Linked DNA regions of Homo sapiens: region 1 is linked to region 2. The links are chromatin contacts, found by Hi-C or POLR2A ChIA-PET in ENCODE. All regions are on one chromosome and are shown on one strand. Each heading gives the region's core, a stretch centred on a gene start or an enhancer-like site at or near the end of the contact. The rest is flanking DNA. Distances are from core to core; before and after follow the strand shown. Region 1 has its middle 27 kb from the start of PLIN2. Region 2 has its middle 210 kb from the start of ADAMTSL1.

Region 1 (3,291 bases), core at 712-3,211, 890 kb before region 2:
GTCATTGTAACATGAAAGCAGGCAGAGACAATATGAAATCAAAGAGGCATAGCTGTATCCCCATAGGTTTTTATTTGCAAAAGCAGGTGGCAGGCAGGAGCTGGTTGTGGTTTGCTAAGCCCTTTGATCATTGATTTTCAAACAAGAAGCCCCTTCAGAATCCACTTGGAGAGAAAGAAAGAAATGAGAGGAAGGAAAGAACTCAGTTCTTCCCTCCCACTTATTCCAACCAGAGTAATTTAGCTTTAATCTATTTGTTTACAATGGCTGACTAACATTTCATTTGTACAAAGGGTTTCAGGGCCAAAAAGTTTGAAAGCTGCTTGTCTACCTGTTCTCTGAGTTTCATTCTAGGTATGAATCTGTCACCTTGCTCAATCTAGTCACTGTCTGCTCTGAGCCACATTCTCTGCCAAAGTAGTAACCGAACTGCCCACTTCTGATCACATTACTTATCAACCTTCAGTGACTCCCTATGAGGCATTCCCAAGCTTCCCCCTTAATCTAACATACCTTCTCCATCAGCCACCCTGGGCTCTGTGCAGGAGACTCCCCAAAGGTGCTTTTCCTTCCTTCTGTTTCTGCACATTCTCCCCTTGCCTGAGAGGCTCTCTGCCTCCCATCCCATGCTCTTTGTAATCATCTATTTCACCACCCAGAAGCAGCTTCTCTTCTATGTTCCTGCTGTACTTTGTTCATGGGGCTTTTATGTGTGCATGTTCTAGCTCCCCTGCTGGATTAATTATCCTTATTAAGGGCAGGAATTACATTTTATAGATCTCTGTACCCAGCATAGGCATTAGCAAGATACCATATGCACAACAGCTATTTGAGCTCTTTATTTAGGTTGAAATGGGGCATGCCCTGGCAGAGTGCATCCTACCTCGCCAAATATTTCTTCACCTGTCTGTCATCTTCTCACTCCCACCTCCTCTCACCATCTGTAGGAGGCTATCATTACAATGCACAGGTGTTACCTAAGTTCTTAGATTATAGAACACCTGGTTGATGCCTGGGAGCTAAAAGAACAAGATCCAGGTCAACTAGTAGTGAACAAGACATGAGAAAGAGGCTTGAGAGAGAGACAAGTCCACAAGCCTTTGATGACAGGCAGACATAAGCTCTCTGGCCCTAGTGGGAAACGTCTAGGCTGAGACAATTGCCAGAGTTTGGAAATACATTGTTTTACAGTAGAAAGAGAGCAGTAGGTCTTGGAAAAGAACATACTTAATATTTACAGCTGTTTAATATTAGGTGGATTTCTAATCCTCTGAGCCTCATCTGTAAATTAGGAATAAAACATCTTCTGTAAACCTCTGAGGGTTAGCAATAATGTTCCTCATACGTAGCATACACAGCAGGCTCAATAAGTGGAATTACAGGTTGTGAAGAAAGGGAGTAAAGAGGCAAATGAGATGTAAAAACAAGAAGAAGGAAAGGTTGTTTTAAAGATAAATGTCTTTATTTTTCTTTATAGTCTTGCTATGTTGCCCAGGCTGGACTTGAACTCCTGGCCTCAAGTGATCATCCCACTTTGGCATCCCAAAGTGTTAGGATTACAGACATGAGTTACCATGGCTGATCAAGAAAAATGTCATGAACTACTCTTTTTTTTTTTTCCACGTATGACCAGTAAATCACATTGGGCTCCTTTTAACCATGGCTGAAGTGAGACTGTAATGATGTGGCATGTGCATAGGAATCACTTGGACATCTTGTGAAATGGCAGATTCTCATTCTATAGGTCTGGGTGGGCCTGATACTGTGCATTTATGATGTAATTCGGCTGGTCTGTGAACCACACACTGTGAGTAGAAAAGTGGTTGTCCATGTAGGCTGTTGAGATAAAAACAGATGAGTCAGCTGGGATGCCTGGTCTGCTTCCCTCACATGCCTAAAAGCTACCATGCTTTCAAGAAGAAGGAGGTCAGCTGAGGGAGGTTAAACTGTTAGGGAGAACAGCACCACGTGGAATGATAAGGGCCAAAGGATGGCGCAATTACAAGTGAAAAAGAGAACTTGTGTTCTTTGGGCCTTATCTACAGACCATATTCGGACACAAGAAACTGGATTGAAATTCTTCTCAGGGAACGTTAATCTCTTTGGACCTTGGTTGAAATGCTGGAATAATTAAAAAAAAAAAAAAGATTAAGCAAGATACCATTAGAAGCTTTTGCAACAAGACACAGTTTCATCAGCGGTAAAATGAGAATAATAATAGCAATACCTAAAGTAAATGTAGCAAATTAGTCATTGCAGAATCTAGGTGGTGGGAGTGTGGGTGTTCACTGAACAATTCTTTCTTTCTTTTCTTTTCTTTCTTTCTTTTTTTTTTTTGAGATGGAGTCTTGCTCTGTCTAACAGGCTGGAGTGCAGTGGTGTGATCTCAGCTCACTGCAGCCTCCACCTCTGGGGCTCAAGTGATTCTCCTTCCTCAGCCTCCCGAGTAGCTGGGATTACAGGTGCCTGCCACCACACCCAGCTAATTTTTGTAGTTTTGGTCGAGACGGGGTTTCTCCATGTTGGCCAGGCTGGTTTCAAACTCCTGACCTCAAGTAATCCGCCCACCTTGGCCTCCCAAAGTGCTGGGATTAGAGGCGTAAACCACTGCACCTGGCCCCACTGAACAATTCTTTCAACTTTCCTGTATGTTTGAAAAATCTTCAGAGTGAAATGTTGAAAAAATATGCCTCCAAATAAGGTTGAAATTAGATACATTAGAGTAAAATAGAGGAATGTAAATAACATTAGCCCAGTCTGAACACTAGTTACTCTCTAAGGGACATTCTTTTAGCAATTTTAGAAATTATTTTGGAGGCAGAAATACACATAAAATGTTTCTGAGGGCTGGGCGCGGTGGCTCACGCCTGTAATCCCAGCACTTTGGGAGGCCGAGGCGGGCAGATCACCTGAGGTCAGGAGTTCAAGACCAGCCTGGCCAACATGGTGAAACCCTGTCTGTACTAAAAATACAAAAATTAGCCAGGTGTGGTGGCAGGCGCCTGTAATCCCAGCTACTGAGGAGGCTGAGGCAGGAGAATCACTTGAACCCGGGAGGCAGAAGTTGCAGTGAGCCGAGATCGCACCACTGCACTCCAGCCTGGGCAACAGAGAGAGACAACATACCAAAAAAAAAAAATAATTATATATATATATATATATATATATATTTCTGAAAGGATACATAAGAAAAAGTTAGCATTGGCTGTGTGCGGTGGCTCGCGCCTGTAATCCCAGCAATTTGGGAGGCCGAGGCAGGTGGATTGCCTGAGCTCAGGAGTTTGCAACCAG
Region 2 (3,392 bases), core at 8-2,507:
ACAAACTCTCTGCAGAGTTTCCCCCTTTGGTTTGTGGTAACACTAACATTTGTTTCAAGTTCTGGGAAAGGCTTAGGGTTTGGCTTTGAATATCACCCAAACAAAACTGCAAGAGGTTTGTCCATACTCTTTTCCAAGGAAATGGCCTTTTATGGTTCACCACATTTTCAAGTAGATCAGTTATAAAATGAAAGGAGACATTTTTGCAAAACCAATTAGTGACCAAGATTATTATGATCTAATTGGTTCTATGTTTTGAAGGAAAACCATTGCCAAATTTATTAATAATGAGACCACATCTATCTGTTCTTAGAAAACCATTATATATTTCTCCTTTGGTATTTTTTTCTAGTGTTCAATTGTCAGGTTTTTATTTGATGTGTTATATATCTTCTTAGAACTCAAAGTGTCAAGTTTATTTGTAGGACCTAGAGAGAAGGTCTCAAGAAATCCATGCAGATGGGTCCTACAATGTTATTCCTTCATGTAATACATGTTTATTAAGCACTTATGATGCAGAGACCCTATGCTAAGCTCTGTGGGCAATTCAAAAGTAAATTAACCTCTTCCTTCAAAGAGTTTACTGTATAGCTGGAGAGAAATGATATGTATATAAATAACTATGAAGCAAGAGTCTACAAATTTTATTGAGCATAATATATCACATTACTTTATAGAATAGTCTTTGTAGCATAAGGATTATTTATCATGGTTAGGTAAATGCTTACTAAAAATTAACATATATCTGGTTTTCTTCTTATTTTATACTATGTGATAATATAGACTGTGTAAGTTATATACAATGATTTGTATAGAACTTCAAAACTATAAGAAATACCATTTTGTAGGTGGATATTTTGCTTACAATAGCGTTCTTTGAGATTCTGAATGATACTGAAAGTTTAGCTTATTGAGATATACATGTTCATTTTTTAAGGAATTTGATGCACAATTTTATATACAACAGGAGAAAAAGAACTCAAGAAAAAAATCTAATGAACTATGACCCAATTGCTTTTATTTCCAATCTCAAGAATAAACAAAAGATCTCACTAGTAAAGGAATCACCATATGCTATTTTGAAATAACTTATTTCAACTTTCCTTCTTTTAAAGTCCACACTGAGAATGAGCCAGTCTGTCAGTTGGAAAGGTATTTGATGATTTAGAGAGGACTCTACTGCCCTTCTCTCTTTCTCTTTTTCTCTGGCCAACCCACATTCCTGGAAGAAAGGAAGAACATATTCCCCGGAGTCTAGAGAAATGAATGGAGGCATTGTCAGCCCAGAGAGGATGGGAATGCTTCACACATGTGTCATAGTTTTCAATGTCCCCTGCTCCTTCTTCTCCTAAATATCTTTAAATGACTGATATCTTACCAAATGACATAAAAGGGCAATTCTGAAATCTCATCATGTGTATTTTTGTGCAGCTGCTGTGATTTTGTAATTTAAAACTGATAAACCAAATAAAGTAGAAAGAAACTAACAAGAAGGGGGGAAAACCAGTGGTTTGGGAACCAATATGCCCCAAAAGGGGGTTATTTTGCTCACATACTATTATAATCAATACAAGTAGCAGTGACTCAACCTCAAACTATTTTTGATATAGATGATAGAAAACAAGCCAAAATAGAGATATCAGAATAAACACAGTGACTTAAAGTATCTAATAAATTGCATTCTAAACATATAGCATAATATTCAGCTTCCAAAGCTTTATGCTAAAAGACAATTTAATGCAGCACATTATACCAAAGGAAGGTTCACATCTTCTTGGCTATATTTAGATCAATCAATCTTTCCTAATTAAATACATTTTACTTCTAAGCACAATACTTAAATTTTTTAAATCTGTACCTTATGAGATTATGAGAAATTCTGAGATTATGAGAAATCTGTATATTGTGAGATTATGAGAAATTAGAAGGCAAAGTAAAATCTCTAAGAAATCTTTCATTCAAAGAAGAATGTATGTTTCAAAGCCGCTACAAGACAAAATCCTGGTTTCTGGGCTCAGTGTCTTTTCTCAGATTAAGGTTTTTTTGTTTTTGTTTTTGTTTTTTTTTTTTAATAGCCTTTGAGTAACCTGAGAAATATAGAAAGGTTTACAATTCACTTTTCTAAACTTAAAACAAATTATTAAAAAATACTTATTAAAGGTGAGTTGGGAACTGAGTTATTTACAATTAGAACACTTATCAATAGAATTCTGTCTATTCTTTCTTCAGTTTTCGTAGAGTGCTTTCCTCTTAACTAAGTAAGAACTCCTGCAGCCCTGAATACAATGACAGGTTCATTTCTGTAAGCCATGCGCTGAAGCATGGTAATGCACAAATTTTACATTTCCTGCCATTTGTCCTCTCTTCTGGTGGCAAGAAAAATGTGTTTCTGATAAGTTTCTGTGTATGAACTAATCTGAATTCAATCTGGCCACATGCAAGAGTCAGGTCCTGTGTTTACCAGCTCTCTCACCTGTAAGAACTATAAAAGATAAAAGCTCAAAATGCTACCCTTTAAATACCATCTGGAACTGAGCTTGGCTGATACTCATACTATGAAGTAAGAAATCGTTGCATGACTGACTATATTGCCTCTGAAAAATAGTCCCCAAATGACACTGCAACTAACTTGGCTTTGGGAGTCCGGACATGATTCAAAATAGCTCCAGTTCACTTCAGAGAACAGCAACATAAAGTGATGTTTGTAAGATCCTGTACAATAGGCCTGCTAAATGCCACTGCAATTCTTTTTGCAAAGCACAGAGAAGTCAGATCAAATGAAGTAGTGGCAAGATGTTGTGGAACATCTTGCTCATGTGCAATCTCCCCTGCACCTGAGCAAACTCATTCCTGCTGTGTACGTCGTCTTCAGGTGAGAAACTGAAGAGGTTAGAAACAATGCAATTCCAACAGGAAGGACTCGAGAAGTTATTGCAAGAAGCCTGGACCTGGAATATGATTGTAATTTGGCAAGCTGAAACCTAATCAACTCTTTTTTCATCTGTCTGGAGAAAGATTTATTAAAAGAAAAAAGGAACCGTCAATGTGAGAAATGAAAAAATTCCAAAGAGTCAGAAGCTGGCCATGTTTACTGAGTCTTGTCCAATGGGGTTAATCGATAGGGCCCCTGAAGTGAGACCATCACCATGATGAGGACCATGGAACCACGCCATCCTTCCGGAGGGTGACTCTTTAGAAACACTTGAATTTGTTCTGGCTTTATATTTCTGAAAACTCAACAAACAAATAGAACTTTTGATTCAAGTTTTAGCTTTCCCAGAGCTCATCGACAGGAAGAAAGAGCCTGACCCTCACTCAATAGTTCCTAAGACACCAGAAGCTCATGAAGTATCATTTTTGATTATGAATAGATATCCACAGTCATATCTGTT

Evidence for each region. A loop is a pair of places that touch in the nucleus more often than their neighbours do. ChIA-PET counts read pairs that join two places held with the same protein, here RNA polymerase II (POLR2A). Pooled maps may share reads with other maps.
Region 1: a loop to region 2 is called in a map with no recorded cell type, with 4 times the contacts of the local background. The contact joins two enhancer-like sites. A Hi-C loop is called at or near these places in 1 of 37 single-sample maps with no recorded cell type and 1 of 50 pooled maps. POLR2A ChIA-PET finds 5 or more read pairs at or near these places in 1 of 52 experiments (activated CD4-positive, alpha-beta T cell).

What each region holds. Positions count from the first base shown.
Region 1 is chr9:19,152,926-19,156,216 of GRCh38, reverse strand. No RefSeq gene overlaps it. Among named protein-coding and RNA genes, the nearest start is that of PLIN2, 27 kb to the right of the region's middle. RefSeq lists a cis regulatory region at 1,559-2,147. Within about 2 kb of position 1,961, at least 8 of the 41 ENCODE cell types and tissues checked have a DNase peak (open chromatin) inside an H3K27ac peak, as active enhancers do.
Region 2 is chr9:18,266,441-18,269,832 of GRCh38, reverse strand. It overlaps a transcript of ADAMTSL1 not described here. Among named protein-coding and RNA genes, the nearest start is that of ADAMTSL1, 210 kb to the left of the region's middle. Within about 2 kb of position 1,257, at least 2 of the 41 ENCODE cell types and tissues checked have a DNase peak (open chromatin) inside an H3K27ac peak, as active enhancers do.